Linked DNA regions of Mus musculus: region 2 is linked to region 1. A link is a loop called in an ENCODE intact Hi-C map of the cell type or tissue named here. Cell type or tissue: heart. All regions are shown on one strand.

Region 1 (8,000 bases):
TAAAGCTCATGAAGCAACTCGGAACAATCCCATTCAGGTTTATAACCATTATCAAATGGAAGGAAAACCGAGGAGCCATGGTGCTGATTCACAGAAGAGAAAGAGCACTGGTATGGAGCTGTCTGGTGGTGCATTTGAGAAGTGTGGGGCCAGACAATTGCAGCTGTGCATCCTGGGAACCCGTACAGTGACAGAGTTAAGTCCCAGGGTGGTGAGTTGGCAGGTTCTTTTTTATATGGACCCCAAGAAGTTGCCTGAGGAAGAATCTGGGGAAACAGGTACTCAAAGTCTGCTCCCCTTGAGCTAAGTCAGCCAACAGAGCAAAGCTGCAAGGCTTAGGTAGGTCAGGGACCTTGGAGACCCTCAGCACAGAGGATAGCCCTTGTTTCTGCAGAAGAAACCCATGTCCCCAATCTTTGCTCCCAGGTGTGGGACTTCCCTGCTGGAAGGCTGGGCCTGAGATATGTTAGGGTGAAACCTAAATGCGTCATGTTGGGAAGATTCAGGCCTTCTGCCATGACTGCTCTTCAGGAGGAGACAAGGTAGCAGGGCCCAGGTACCAAATCCACAAGGCTGGTTACTGCTGGTGATACTGAAGGTCTCTGTTTGACCAGAAGAAATGTGACCTCATTTGCCTCACATTGACCCTGAAAAACAAGACAAAACTTCAGGGGCAGAAGAGATGGCTCAACAGCTAAGAGCACTGGCTACTCTTCAGAGGACCGAGGTTCAGTTCCCAGCTGAACCCACATGGCAGCTCACGATCATCTGTAACTCCAGCTCCAGGGGATCTGACCCATTCTTTTAGGCACTGGGCATGTGAATGGTACACATATATACACACAGGCAGAACACTCATATACATAAAGTAAAACATAATTCTTAAAAACAAAACAACTTCATAGATAAATAGTGGACACTGTAACATTAGTGTGTAAAAGAAAAAAAAAATCTCCAGTGACTTGTGACAACCTCATCTCTTGGGATGGGCTTTGGCTAATTTAGTTTTCTTCCTTTTGCGTCTCTGTAACTCCTGATTTTTCTACCAAAATTATATAATGCTTATAAAGTTTGTTTTTTAATAATAATAGTAATAATAATAATAACATGAAGAGCCAGGTGGTGGTGGCGCACGCCTTTAATCCCAGCACTTAGGAGGCAGAGGCAGGAGGCTCTCTGAGTTCAAGGCCAGCCTGGTCTACAGAGTGAGTTCCAGGACAGCCAGGGCCACACAGAGAAACCCTATCTTGGGGGGAATAAAAGGAAAGAGAAGAGAGGACTAAACGTTAGTGGTTCTCAACTTTCCTAATGCTGTGACCCTTTAATGCAGTTCCTCATGTTCTGGTGATCCCTAACCATAAAATTATTTTGTCTATACCACATAACTGTAATTTTGCTACTGCTATGAATTGTAGTATACATATCTGATATACAGGATATCTTATATTTGACCCCTAGGTTGAAAACCACTGGGCTAACTAACACAAGGGAACCCTAGTAGGAGGGGCTAGAGACTGTTCAGGAGAGGACAGAAAGACAGAGCAGAGTGACTGTCAGGGCAGAATCTGAGATCCTGGGGTAGGACTGTGGTGAGAGGACTAAGCAGAGCTGAGAGTAGTAGGAGGAGATGGAGCACCTGCAGGCAGAGAGAAGGCAGGGACCTGGAGGACCCATAAGCACCTTGGCTGGCACGTGGTCCTTAGGTGGAATCGGAGGGAACATCCCCACCAGAAGGTGTAGAGAAGAGAAGAGATGATACAAAATGAGTTTCACCCCACCCAAGTTCTCAAAAGCAGCAGCATCGTAAACAAGTTCCTTGGCCTCTTTGTGCCTCAGTTTCCCTGATTTTAAATTGAAACTTGCCTTAAGTTCCAAATAAAAAAAACTTTATCTTTTCTTAATTGGTGAGCAACCCTTTCACTAAATAGGGATTACCAATATTGTTCCAAATTCCAGGAGTTAGAGTTCCTTTTCTCTGTGTGTGGTGGTTGATGGCTTGGGAAACCATCAATTAGAAGCCAGAATCAAGCATGGGGGCATATGCCTGTAGTCTAGCATTCAGACTGAGGCAGGAGGATTGGACATTTGAGGGCATCCTGGGCTACAGAGTGAGATCCTACATCCACAAGACAAAACAAAAGACAGAGAAGGGTTAAAGGCATTTCTGATTGTATGGCAGTGCCTTAGGGATGGGGAAGGAAGGTGGATTCAAACCCAGGAAATGGACAAAGTGTGTTCACTTGGACATTGAGCCAGAATAGCTAAGATGAACAACCCTGAGACAGGCTTGTCTAAAGACCCTTCCGTGACCCAGCAGAGTGAAAGGCCACTTTTCAGGGAGCGTCAAGGAAGATGAATGCAGAGGTAGTATTTTTAGAATACATTGTCTTCCAAATTCTAGAAACAGTTAACCTAGATTTAAAAGAAAAAAATGTTTTCAGAGACATTCTTCCAGCTCTGCGCTGCTGGAGGGTTTCAATCTAAAAATAGAAAGAGTGTTTTCTTTGTCTGATAATTAAATTTCTTGTTGTTTCACCCAGAGGTGAAGAAGGACCGTCTATTTTGGGCCACTAGAATTGACATGGCGTCATCTCTGAGGTGCTTGCAAGGGCATTGTGGGAGGCATGTGTGATTCTAGATTCTAGACTAAGAGCTGAGACTAAGGTACAAAAACAATACCCCTGCCCCCCGCCGTGCACGTGTGTGTGTGTGTGTGTGTGTGTGTGTGTGTGCTATATGTATGTGTTCAGTTTTGCATGTGTGTGTCCACATGCCCAGGCCAGAGGTGAATGTTGAATGTTATCTTCAGTTGTTCTCCTTTGCCTAATTGTTTGAGACAGGTTCTCTCATTAAACCTGGAGGTCACCAATTGTATGGGCTGGCTGGCCACCAAGCTCCAGAGACCCTCTTGTCTCTATTCCTACTCCATCCCCACAGTGGGAGCATTATAAGTACCCACTGCCTATCCAGATTTTACATGGGTGAGGGGAATCTGAACCCAGGTTCTCGTGGCTTGCTTAGCGGATGCTTTGCCAACTGAACCATTTCTCTGACACCCATATTGAGCTTTTACTGTGGAGAAGCACTCACTGTCCCCATTTTACAGATGAAAAGGGCAAGACCATCAGACGTGTGGACAGTTGATCCAATTGTTGACTCTACAATCCACAGATGATCACTGAGTCAGATTAGGTACAAATTTGCTATAGAAAACTTCATGGAACATGCAATAATTTTAGTTTAAATAAGCCAATATTGTCACCAGTTCATATAGACTAATGAAGAATTATGTAAGTTCCTGCCTTCTTCCTTCTCCCCAATCTGATTCTGTAGGTTCAGGGCACTGAGGTGTTATTTTTATCTACAGGAACATGAAGAATAAAGTTGCTTCATAAAAGGTTGGCTTTCATATCAGCCGGAGGCGAAGGACGCTTGATTCAGTGTAATTAAGATAAAAATAAAACCCTCCGAGTGGTTTTACTAAAGAAAGAACTGGAGGCCTGCTGATAATAATTAGTATTGAGTTCAGCTTTCAGAAAAGCCATAGGTACCTCAAGGGTGCTGGGAGGGCTGGATGGTAATTGCTCAGTTCTGGGCTCCTAGGTCGCCCATTCCAGGGCTGCCCTGAATGGCTTGCCTTAGAGGAAAAAAATCATACGCTACCTATGGTCAAGCTCTGCCGTGTTTTCATGGCAGAGAGAGGTGTTATTACTGTTATTATAGTTCCGGGCCCTTTGTGTATATCTTATCTTACCATTTAGTCTTTAAAAAGCTATCTTCAGAAGACATTCAAGTCACCGCACAGCTGGGGAAACTGAGGGCCCAAGGAATGAAATGAATTGCCCAAGACCAGAGCTCGCGTTAGCACAACTTAAAATGGATCCTCCAAACATTTCCCTTTTGTTTATTCTAGGAATCGTTGGGCCTACACAGCAGAGAGTAGTATAATAGAGTCGCACATGCGGGCCACCTGCCCTGATGAACTGTGTCATAGCTGACTGTTTTTCTCCACTCAGTTCCATAGCCACACACTTGATTGTTTTCTCTGTCTTAAAGGAAGTTCTAGATGCCCTATCGTTCATTCCACAAATAACCCCCAGGTACTCAAATGCGATACAGACACGTTTTTCTTGGAAGCTTCTTCCAAAGAAGGCCGTCACTTGCAGGTTTTTACCAGAGGGGTCCTCCCACCAGCAGGAGTCTGGGTTGCCCTTTGCGCATGCCTGTGGGTCCTATGGTGGTGTGTGTCACTGTGTGGGGCTCTCTGGTACCTCTCAAGGTCCTCCAAGGCAGGTTCTGTGCCATCCCTCCCTCGCAGTGTGCAGCCCTGTGATTATAAGTGGGGGACAAACGGACCCCAGGGACTTCGCAGCTTCTTAAACATTGAGAGTTTCTTGCTTTCAAGGACTAAGTAAAAGACAAGTAAGTCGGGGCTGGAGAGATGGCTTAGCAGTTAAGAGCACTGTCTGATGTTCCAAAGGTCCTGAGTTCAAATCCCAGCAACCACATGGTGGCTCACAACCATCTGTAATGAGATCTGATGCCCTCTTCTGGTGTGTCTGAAGACAGCTTCAGTGTGCTTATTTATAATAATAAATAAAATCTTTAAAAAAAAAAAAAAAAAAGACAAGTAAGTCTCTCGGGGACCAGGTCAGGAAGGCAAGGCTCCTTTCCAGCCTCAGGATGCTGCCTTTTTCCTGGAGAGCACAGGAGGTCACTGTGTGTTGCAAAAATAAGCTGACGGTATAAAATGAGGCTGGACTCAGGTAGCGGTTTGCACATTTGAGAGTTCGAATCAAGCCGCAGTTCTGGTAGGATCTGGCTGCTTCTGGGGCAAAAGAAACTGTCTTCATGGAGTAAATTCTGGGAAGCGAGGAAATTACTCTTCTCCCGAGTCAGATTCTCCTGATTCAGGCCAGTGGGGAGCTTCAGTAGGTTAGAGAACATGCCACCCCTGCCTAGCATGACCCCACAAGTTGTCCTCTGACCGCCACAGGTGAATTTTCTGTCTGTGGCATTGAACTTCTGGAGACAGTTAGCTCTATGGTAGAGTGTGTACCAAGCAGACACAAGGCCCTGGCAGTACTGAGTCTGAGATTCTGATCCTTAGCACCTTGGAAAGGAGTCTTCATGAGTGTGCAGGGGACTTGGGTGTACCACCAGAAAGCCCGGGTTATAGCCTGCTCCCCACCTGCTGCTCCATTTCTGGTTTACTGTATGACGTTCAGTGGGTCTGAGCCACAAGTTTGTTTACCTGTCCATTCAGTAACTTCTGAGTACCTATTACCTGCTGGGTATTAGGCATTAGTGAGGTGGTGCCCATGTAAGTAATGCATAAATCAATTTTGTGATACTTATCCGGTATTCTCCTTGTTGAAATGAAGGCTTTGGAGGGAGGGAACCTCAGGGAGCCACCTGCCATTGTGAGTGATTCTTGGCTTTTAGAGCTTTGACAGGGAAGAGAAGGGGCAAGGTACAAGGCCCTGAAACACTATGACGGTTCAAGCCAAGACTGGAGATTGCATGGGGAAGAGACTGAGAAGTTTGTACAGGAGCAAGCCTTACTGCACGCCTCCAGCAGATAACTCCCTGTCATATAGGAATCAGTTCAAAAGCAGCCGTAGCGTGTGCACTCGCACCTGTGTTCTAAGTGCACTGATACACAGATACAGACAGATACAGACAGATACAGACAGATACAGACAGATACAGACAGACAGACAGACAGACAGACAGACAGACACACACACACACACACACACACACACACACACACACACACGTCCATCGGGGCTGCACCCTGAATAAACAACGCAGCTTCTCCCATCATTTTCATCTGCTCGAATGATTAACCCTTTCAGCCCCACTTCCAGCATCTACACAGACCATATCTGGTGTTTTAATTCGATCCGTTTCCTCCACCCTGTTTTATTGACTTCCTTCCAATTGTTTCTATATTGTGCTGTTCATTAGAGGTATGGAGTTGAGGTGTTTTTTTTTTTTAAAGATTTATTTATTTTGTTTTGGGTTTTTGTTTTTTGTTTTGTTTTTTTTTTTTTTTTTTTTTGGTTTTTTCGAGACAGGGTTTCTCTGTATAGCCCTGGCTGTCCTGGAACTCACTCTGTAGACCAGGCTGGCCTCGAACTCAGAAATCTGCCTGCCTCTGCCTCCCGAGTGCTGGGATTAAAGGCGTGTGCCACCACGCCCGGCTAGATTTATTTATTTTATGTATATGAGTACACACTGTAGTTGTACAGATGGTTGTGAGCCTTCATGTGATTGTTGGGAATTGAACTTAGGACCTCTGCTTGCTCTGGCCAACCCCACTTGCTCCGGCCCAAAGATTTATTTATTATTATAAGTTCACTGTAGCTGTCTTCAAATGCACCAGAAGAGGGTATCAGATCTCATTATGGGTGGTTGTGAGCCACCATGTGGTTGCTGGGATTTGAACTCAGTACCTTTGAAAGAGCAGTCGGTGCTCTTACCCACTGAACCATCTCACCAGCCCCCTGGAGTTGAGTTTAAAAAAAAAAATAAAATAAAAATTAAATGAGAAACACAGACAAAGCTCCCAGGTTTGTAACCAAAAAGGAATGGTTAGGGACCCACGTGGGGGATCCCAGGGTTGTTGCCTAGATTATGTGTTGTCCTGGTAGCTGTTAAATATTATTACATATTGGATGGATTATGGTTCCTGGAAAGGCGGGGGTTCTCTCTTCGGTAGTGCAAGTGTCAGACCTGAGACCACTGGGGTTAACAGAGAGCCTCAGAGCCATGGAGAGAAAGCAATGGTGTTTTTATTCAGCTCCACAGTGGAGGTGTGGGGCAGCCACCACACAGAAAGCATCTTTCCAGGTACTGGGAAGCAGCTGATGATGCCCAAGATAGTCTTTGTCATGAGTTAACTTCAGTACTGTGTGATTCCTCTTGATGTCTTCACTGATACCACTGAGTCAATCAACAAACCTACTCTTGTAAGGAACTGCCCTTTGATGTTCCAGGCCATGAGGGGCCATGAAAAGGGACATGTTCTGTGGTAGCTGTTCAAGAAGGCTGAAGGAAGGCTTAGCCCTGACGGCTGGTAAATGAACTAGGAAGTCAGGAAGAGCTCCCAGGAAGTTCATCTGATAATGAAGTAACATTTTATATTAAAATGTATGTTCTTTCTCATGGTGAACAACAACAATAGAAAGGGGGGCGGGGTGGGGGAAGAGAGCAAAACAAAGAAATGCAAGCTACAGCTCTGTTCATCTGTAGTGGTGTCTTCTGTGGTGATGTTTGACACAGGGCTCACCTCAGGAATCGGCTCTGGTGTGATCAGAGTTCTGCTTTTTGTTGCTGAAAAATCCAAGCGTGTGCACTCTCCTGATTCAGCTGGAGAAGCAGAGGGCAGTGTGATCCATTTGTCTTCTATGACAGTGTAACTACAAACTTAGTTTCAATCTAGCACACTTGTGTCATGATGCAGCTTCGATGGATGAGGGCCTGACATGGCTTGACTGCGTTCTTCACCTCAGGGTCTCACAAGGTGGGACTGAAGTTACTGTGTAGGATTGTGAGCTCATCCAAGGTTCGGCTGGGTAAAGACTGTTTCCAAACAGTTCCTTATGACTGTAAGGTGTTAGCTTCTTCTTGGTTGTCAGCTAGAGACCGCCTTCAGCTCCTTTCCTTGTGGACTGCTGCACCAGACTCTTGTAATTTTTTTTTAAGATTTATTTATTTTATCTATATGAATATATTTAGCTGTCTTCAGACACACCAGAAGAGGGCATTGGATCCCATTAAAGATGGTTGTGAGCCACCATGTGGTTGCTAGGAATTGAACTCAGGACCTCTGGAAGAGCAGGCAGTGCCCTTAACCACTGAGCCATCTCTCCAGCCCCCAACCTCTTATATTTTTAATGCCAATGAAGGAGAAAGTTCTCTCAGAGTATGCATCACCCACCTTATCTGAGCTAATCAAATGTGTCCTACCTTACACATCCTATCACCCATCT
Region 2 (8,000 bases), 120 kb after region 1:
TGTTACAGAACATACATTTCTGTTTTCTCAAGCATTCTGCTCTGATTTCTTTTACCATGTATACTTAGTGTACACCATTTATTCACTTGTGTGTACTTAGTGTATGTGTGTGTGAGGCATGCACGTAAGTACACAGGTACTGCCACACTTGAGTGGAGGTCTGAAGACAACCTGAGTATTTAGTTCTCTCCTTTCACTGTATGAGTTTTGAGGACGGAACTCAGGTCATCCGGCTTGGCATTAGCAGCAAGCACCTCTCCCCATTTTAGCCATCTTGCCACCCCTCGCCCCTTCACTCACCTTTATCTATGCCCTATACAAAGCTTAGTCAGAGCTGTGACAGAAAAGAAGCATTGCATCTCACTGCGGACACAAGTGACTGACGGTGAACTTGAAGCTAACAGGGGTAGTGGTGCACACCTGTAACTCCAGCCCTTAAGACGCAGAGACAGGAGGATCTCCTGAAGTTCAAGGTCAGCTTACTCTGTATAGCAAGTTCCAGGCCAGCTGGGACTGCATAGTGTGATCATATCTTGAAACAACAAGGAAAAGGAAGGGCGAAGGGAAGTTTCATTTTTAAGTTACGCTGGAATTTTAGTCTGCTTGTTCACTGAAATGGTTTTATTTCTCTGACAGAGTAGGGCTCTTGTTTTGTCTATAGAAAGACGGGACAGGTTAAAGATCTTAGCAAGCATTTCCAACAGCATGTTAGTCCGGTAAGGTTAATGACGAGTTTTGTCTTTATGTGTCTGCCATATCCTTTAACACACTGTCCACTCCTAGATTTGGCACAGCGTTCACATAGATGGTAAGTCCAGTTTTGTTTTTCTCAAGGGAAAAAATATCAAGTTTTCTGTCTGCAATCCCAGCACCGTAGAGGTTGAAGCAAGAGAATTGTTTTAATTTGATGGCTAGCCTGGGCTAGATAGTACCAGGTCAGTCAGCTACATAGTTAAATATCACACACACACACAAAATGAAAAAGAAAGGAAGGAAGGAGCCGGGCGTGGTGACGCACGCTTTTAATCCCAGCACTCGGGAGGCAGAGGCAGGTGGATTTCTGAGTTCGAGGCCAGCCTGGTCTACAGATCGAGTTCCAGGACAGCCAGGGCTACACAGAGAAACCCTGTCTCGAAAAACAAACAAAAAAAGAAAAAAAGAAAGAAGGAAGGAAGGGAGTGAGGAAGGGGAGGAAGGAAGAAAGGAAGGGAGAAAGTGAAAGAAAAAGAAAACCCGTCTGCTTTGTTCTCTGGTCTCCCTTTGCCCATGCTTCAGAGACATTTTGGACAGTCTCCACATTTTGTTTCTAGAGTGGCATTGGCTTGTTGACTCTAGGCGCTGTATCTTTGCTAGAAGGTTAGTTGTTGGTGCTGACATTTTGAGAGTTAGTACAAGTGGCGGCAGGCTACATGGGCTTCAGTCTGCTCTGAGGCTGTTATAGTACATGCAACTAGATGTAATCCTTGTAGTCAAGACACAATGAAAACAGCCGGGGCTGGCAATCTTGTGCAGAATTAGAGTGTGGTTTCAGTTTCTGGCTTGTGGTCACTGCCACTGACTGCTTTAGTTTCCATTGCCAGAAGTCTCCAGCTGCTAAGAATGCAAACTTCGTGGTTGTTACAGGATGCTACAGCCCATCTCGGTGAGCAGCCTGTTCAACTTTATGTTCTCTATGCACCCATTTTTTTTTTTTTTTTTACTTCCCCAAATCTAGAGCACCACCTGGTTCTAGAGAATGGACATGCAGAATTGGAAGACAGTTCCCCAAACCCAGAGCTGTCTATAGGGATCTTAACGTCATCAGGATCAGAAGCCCCACATGAGCAAGGCCACCTTGAGAAGAGGTCACTACCCCTCAAGTCTGTGTAGGCAGACAGTTTTAACAATGTCACTGCTCCTTACATCACACCTTTTTTCTTCAGGAATGTTGGTGGTTCTCCCAGTCAGCAACAGGCCTACCTAGACAGAGCGGTTTATCAAGGGGTAGCCTAGTTTCCTTTGTTGCTGTGATAAATACCATGACCGAAAGCAACTTGGAGAGGAAAGGGTTTATTTCTACTTACAGTTTCAGGTTACAGTCCCATCAAGGAAAGTCAAGGCAGGAACTGAAACAAACCATGGAAGAATGATCTTTACTGGTCCACTCACTGATTTATGCTCAGCCAGCTTTTTCTTTTTCTTTTTAATGTATCTCCCTGCCAAAGGGAATGGTGCCACCCATAGTGGGCTTGGGTCTCCCTGCCCCCCACTAATTATCAGTGAACACAATTTACCATAAACATGGCCACAGGTCAATCTGATCAAAGCTGTTCTTCAATTAAGGTTCCCTTTTCCCATGTGATTCTACATTGTAAAGTTGTTGCATGAGACCCTGTCATAACATACATACATGGTGGGGGGAATATTTGAGATACAGAATGTGATGGGGAAGGGGACCCAAAAGGGTAACAGTATGAATATGACCAAAGTACATTATATTCATGTATGAATACAAGGGAGCAGGGAAGATATTCCATTGGTAAAGTACCTGTCTTGCAAGCATGGAGACTTAATGTGATCCTCAGAATACACTACACTTGCAAGGTGACATGGCATGATCTTGTAGTTCCAGACTGGGAAGATGGAGGAGATAGGGGGATCCTTGGAGCCCACCTAATTGGTTAATCAGAGACTGTGTCAGGGAAGGTGGAGAGTGTGCCCGGGGATGACACCCAGGGTTGTTCTCTGGCCTCCACTTGCACACACACACACACACACACACACACGTATACACATACACCTGTATTTGAAGAAATGTCACAATGAGGGACAGGGAGAGTTGGCTCGGTCTTAAAGGGCTTGCCGTACAAGCATCAGGACTTGAGTTCAGATCCGCAGCATCCATGGAAAATCCTAGCACTCGGGAGGTGAGCATGTGAGAGCATGTGTCTGTACCTCAGCACCTGGGGAGGGGGTTTGCAAATGAGCGGACCCCAAGGGCTCACTTGCCAGCCAGTCTAGCCGACATGTGGAAGTTTAGACCAAATGAGAGGTCCTGCTTTGAAAGTTCAGGTGGCGAACAGCAGAGGAAGGCAGCCAACCTGATGTCACCCTCTGGACTTCTCATGGGCCAGCACATTGGCATACACACAAAATTCTTGCCACAGAGGAACCCATTGCTTAGTACATGCTAAAAGAAAAAGCAAAGGTGAACCCTTGGGCGGGAGCCTCTTTAGTTTTGATATATGTGTACATACTTTTAGGAGCCTTCTCAATAAAGAGAATCAGGAATTTTGTTGTTGTTGTTGTTGTTCATCGGGTTGCGCTAGGGAGTGTGTGTGTGTGTGTGTGTGTGTGTATTTCCTTTGGAGAAAGGGTCTCACTGTGTTTTCCACACTCATCTCGAACTTGCTGTAGAGAATAGACTGATCTTGAGCTTGGAGCAACTCTCCTGGCTCTGACTACATTACAGCACTATAGTGAGCAGCACACCTAGCCTTCATATATGCACTTTTAAATTGGGTTTTTCTGCATGTATTAACACTGGGATCAAACAGTAGGTGAGTACTCACATCACTGAGCTACATCCTCAACTTCTATTTTTATTTTATTTATTTATTTATTTATTTATTTATTTATTTATTTTGGTTTTTCAAGACAGGATTTCTCTGTATAGTCCTGGCTGTCCTGGAACTCACTCTGTAGACCAGGCTGGCCTTGAACTCAGAAACCCGCTTATCTCTGCCTCCCAAGTGCTGGGATTAAAGGCGTGCGCCACCATGTTGGGTTCAAAGTATGAATGGCTTCAAAACAATTCTGAGATATTTGTTTGCTTCCTGTCGTTGTGGATGAGCAGTTTTTTAAGGTAAAAGAAAATCTTTCAAAAACAGAAGCAAAATACCTTCTGGACCAGATAAAGCTAAGGAAGTCACCATCCAGAGACCTCTAGGGTAAGAAACCTGGTAGAGGGGCTGGAGAGATGGCTCAGTGCTTAAGAGCATGAACTGCTCTTCCAAAGGTCCTGAGTTCGAATCCCAGCAACCACATGATAGTTCACAACCATCTGTAATGGGATCTGATACCCTTTTCTGGTGTGTCTGAAGACAGCTACAGTGTACTCATATACATAAAATTAATTCTTTTTTTTTAAAAAAAACCTGGATCTGAGAATTCTGGGAGACTAAAAAGTATCTACTTGTGTGAGGTTTGCATTGTTATGACAAAATGCCAGAGAGGAACAATTTAAGAAGAAATTTGACTCATGGCTTTCAGTCTTGGTCATTTACCCCCATTCTTTGGTACCTGAGACAAGCTTGGCAGGCCATCACAGTGCAAGTAAACAGGAAAGTGGCGCTGCACATCTTGTGGCAGCCAGAAAAGGGAGACAGGAAGAACCAAGGAACACAATACAGCCTTCAAAGGCGGCCACTCCCAGTGACCTGCTGGTGTCCCCAGGCCCTGACAGCAGATAGATAGACTCCACATCTGTAGAGACTGAATTTGTGATATAGGTGCCAAAGGGAAGACTTCGGAGGAAGACAAGTAAGAGGGTATGAAACTGCCATTACTCTGTGACTAACTTACCTAAAAGGTTCAGAATCTAAGCCAGGGGTAGTAGCAGAAGCCTGGGATCATGAAACACTTGGGAGGTGAAAGTAGGAGAACTGTGAGTTCAAGGCCAACCTGAACTATATTTCAAGTACCAGGTAAGCGAAGGCTACATAGACCTGCCTCGAGAGGTTGGCGAGGTAGCTCAGCGGAAAAGAGCATTAGCTGCTCTTTCGAGGACCCAGACTCTATTCCAGCGCCCACATGGTAGCTAATGAACGTCTAGAGCTCCAGGTCGAGGGGATCAGATTCTCCTTTCTGGCCTTGTCCAGGCACACACCTGGTATGTAGACATATGCAGTAAAACATCTATATGCAGATTTTTTTTTTTTTTAATTTTTAAAGAAAAGGAACCTGTCTCAAGAAAAACAAAGCATTCATCACCGGAGAGAGCAAGCTAAGAGCACTTGCTGAGTTTGCTGTGCGATCATGAGGAGTCAGGTTCAGAGCCAGTGCCACATAATAAGTCAGGAGCTTATAACTCCAGCTCACAACAATCCGGTATCCCCTTATGGCCTCTGTGCACTCATAGGAGCACGCACCTGCACATATCCACACAGACACATGCATACACATATTTTCTTTTCAAATTCTGAATCTTATGAACCCATTCATGAGATTAGACCCTTGCCTCATCGAACGTCCCAAAACCTCATCTCTGAACAGTACTGCACTGTAAACTAAATCTTTTACCTGAGAGCTCATGAAAGATGTGCAAGATCCAAGCATACCAGCACAGTGTGGAGAGACAACCTGGAGATGTCCCTCATAGACTCAGAAGAACAGTGACCAGAGCACTGATGTCAAGACGCACGCACGGAACTCTGAAGACCATCTATCTATCCAAGACAATGAGGAAGAGCTCATGGTTTTGGGAATCATGTCTGTCCTCACAAACCAACCTAGGAAAATACCATAGTCTAGAGATCACTGTGAATTATTCAGAAGACTCTGGCTTCAGGAGTAGAGAAATAATTAGCCTTAAACACTATGATACTGCTGGACAGGTCTTAAAGACCAAAAAGACTTTAACTGTTTCCAAGTTACTGCACCCCAAAGGAAGGCCTAGGAATATAAAAATACAAAAGTACCCAGCATCTCTCATTAAAGTCCACAATGTTGATGATTCAACGATTCCAAGGCACAGACAGAAAAAAAAAATACAAAGACAAACTCACTGGCAGATAAGGGCATTAAACCTGCGGTTGCCGGTGGACTGGCAAGAAAGCAGCTGATAAGAAGCACTTGCAGCACCAGCCCTGTGGCCTGAGCCAGAACCTGTGATGGAAAGACAAAGCCAACCCCCATACCTCATGCCCACAGTAAATACAAACAAACAAACAACAAAACTCAAAAAAAACCAAAGGACTAGCTATTCCACATTTTTAATATTGAAACATAATATCAAAAAGATTTCACGAGGCAGTAGTTGCACACGCCTTTAATCCCAGCACTAAGGAGGCAGAGGCAGGTGGATTTCTAAAATTGGAAGCCAGCCTGGTCTACAGAGTGAGTTCCAGAATAGCCAGGCCTACACAGAGGAACCCTGTCTCAAAGAGAAGAGGAGGGAAGGAGAGGAAGGGAGAGAGAAAGAGAGATTTCTACAAATGAAAACTACCATGAATGAGGTAGAAAGTGCAGTATATGGGTTAAGAGGAGACAAGATGTTGCAGAAGAAAATGTTAGTAGAAAAGGCAACAAAATATCCAAATACAGAAGACCCCGGTTTTTGTTTGTTTGTTTTTTTGTTTTTTTTTTTTAATGATTTATTTATTTATTATATGTAAAGTACACTGTAGCTGTCTTCAGACGCACCAGAAGAGGGCATCGGATCTCATTACGGGTGGTTGTGAGCCACCATGTGGTTGCTGGGATTTGAACTTCAGTCCTTCGGAAGAGCAGTCAGGTGCTCTTACCCACTGAGCCATCTCACCAGCCCTGTTTGTTTTTTAATGAAAAGAGCTGGGGCAACTTTAAGCACCCTAGTTTACATGTAGAAAGAATCTCTAATGAAATAAGGAGGGCATAAAAATAGAAAAGAAAAAAGTGAAATAATGAATAACTCCAATTCGAAACTTGAAATTCTAAACCACAGATCCAAAGCAGCTCAGTAAACTACATGTACAGAAACATATAAAAAATGCATCAAAGTAGCCGGGTGTGGTGGCGCACGCCTTTAATCCCAGCACTTGGGAGGCAGAGGCAGGCGGATTTCTGAGTTCGAGGCCAGCCTGGTCTACAGTGTGAGTTCCAGGACAGCCAGGGCTACACAGAAAAACCCTGTCTTAAAAAACCAAAAAAAAAAAAAAAAAAAAAAAAAAAAAAAAAGCATCAAAGTGGGCTAGAGAGATCCGCAAGCAATTAAAAGCACTGGACACTTGTGGAAGACCAGGGCTGGGTTCCATAACCCACATGGCAGCTCAAAACCATCCATTACTCCAGCTCCAGGGGATCTGATGCCCCTTTCTGACCTTGGCAGGCACCAGGCATGCATGTGGTGCACATATAGACAAACCACACACGTAATACAAATATAAAAAATAAAAAATGGACAAGTTATCTGTACAGATACTTAACCAAAGAAGATACACGCCTGGCAGATAAGCAATGAAAAGATGTTCACCTATCCTAAACCTAAAACCAAAAGACCCAGCCACAGCTCACAAGCATAGGAAAAGATGCTCAGTGTCACAGACTCCTTGTGTAATGCAAATTAAGCCATCATACTACTATCCCTTAGGATGGCTGGTGTTTAAACACATGCACACGCACGCACACCTCGTGGTGGGGGAGAACAACGAGTTAGTGTTACACAGGCTATAGAGAAATTGTAAAGTCTGTGGGTTGTTACTAGCAACGTAAAATGATATGGTCAGGGTGAGAATATACAGAAGTTGTCTGCATTCTTGCACAGCTGTGGGGACTCACCTGACTGGGTGGCAAGAGAATGAAGACAAAACACACATACAGCAGCGAAGCTGTCATCAGGTTGACTGTGTCCTCTGCTGGTAAAACTGCACCCCGGAAGCCCGGTGCACCTATTATATACAGTTGAACAGCGGGGAAGTGGCGTTATCACACACAAATGAACAAGGAAGCAGGGTTTATAGATACAGCCAAACAAGAAGAGAGCTAGCTCATCTCAAGGAGCAGTCGGTCCCTGTCAGGGAGCAGTCTTTATCTGTAAATATGTGGGGTGAAAGCTATGATGAACATTTTCTGCACACACTACCAACATCCACATGTGGTCCAACGCAAAGCTTCTGCACCCCCTCTGAGCACCCCCACCCCCAGTGAAGGCTTTGCCATTTTTCCATGGTCTGAGGTTAGAGTTCTTGACATGATGTAACCATACCAACAGCACACCTTCACCCAGGACTTCACAAACCCTCAGGCCTTTCTGTGTTCCACCA

The links. A loop is a pair of places that touch in the nucleus more often than their neighbours do. Peaks named below come from ENCODE experiments on the same cell type or tissue, not always from the same donor. Only the 100,000 strongest peaks of a DNase experiment are listed, where the experiment ranks them.
Region 2: it touches region 1 in a loop (2.2-fold over the local background); 3 of 42 quality-filtered maps call a loop at or near these places.

Annotation. Positions count from the first base shown.
Region 1 is chr14:27,286,825-27,294,824 of GRCm38, forward strand. It overlaps a transcript of Arhgef3 not described here. Among named protein-coding and RNA genes, the nearest start is that of Gm34754, 8.0 kb to the left of the region's middle. In heart, a CTCF peak has its summit at 4,672; no DNase peak of the experiment used is centred here; H3K27ac peaks cover 421 bases.
Region 2 is chr14:27,404,058-27,412,057 of GRCm38, forward strand. Gm52095 (a long non-coding RNA gene) reads right to left here. Exons shown (of 4, transcript XR_003951011.1): 3 at 7,516-7,625; 4 at 1,825-2,105. Among named protein-coding and RNA genes, the nearest start is that of Gm34702, 7.8 kb to the left of the region's middle. In heart, no CTCF peak of the experiment used is centred here; DNase peaks (open chromatin) are centred at 1,514 and 4,354.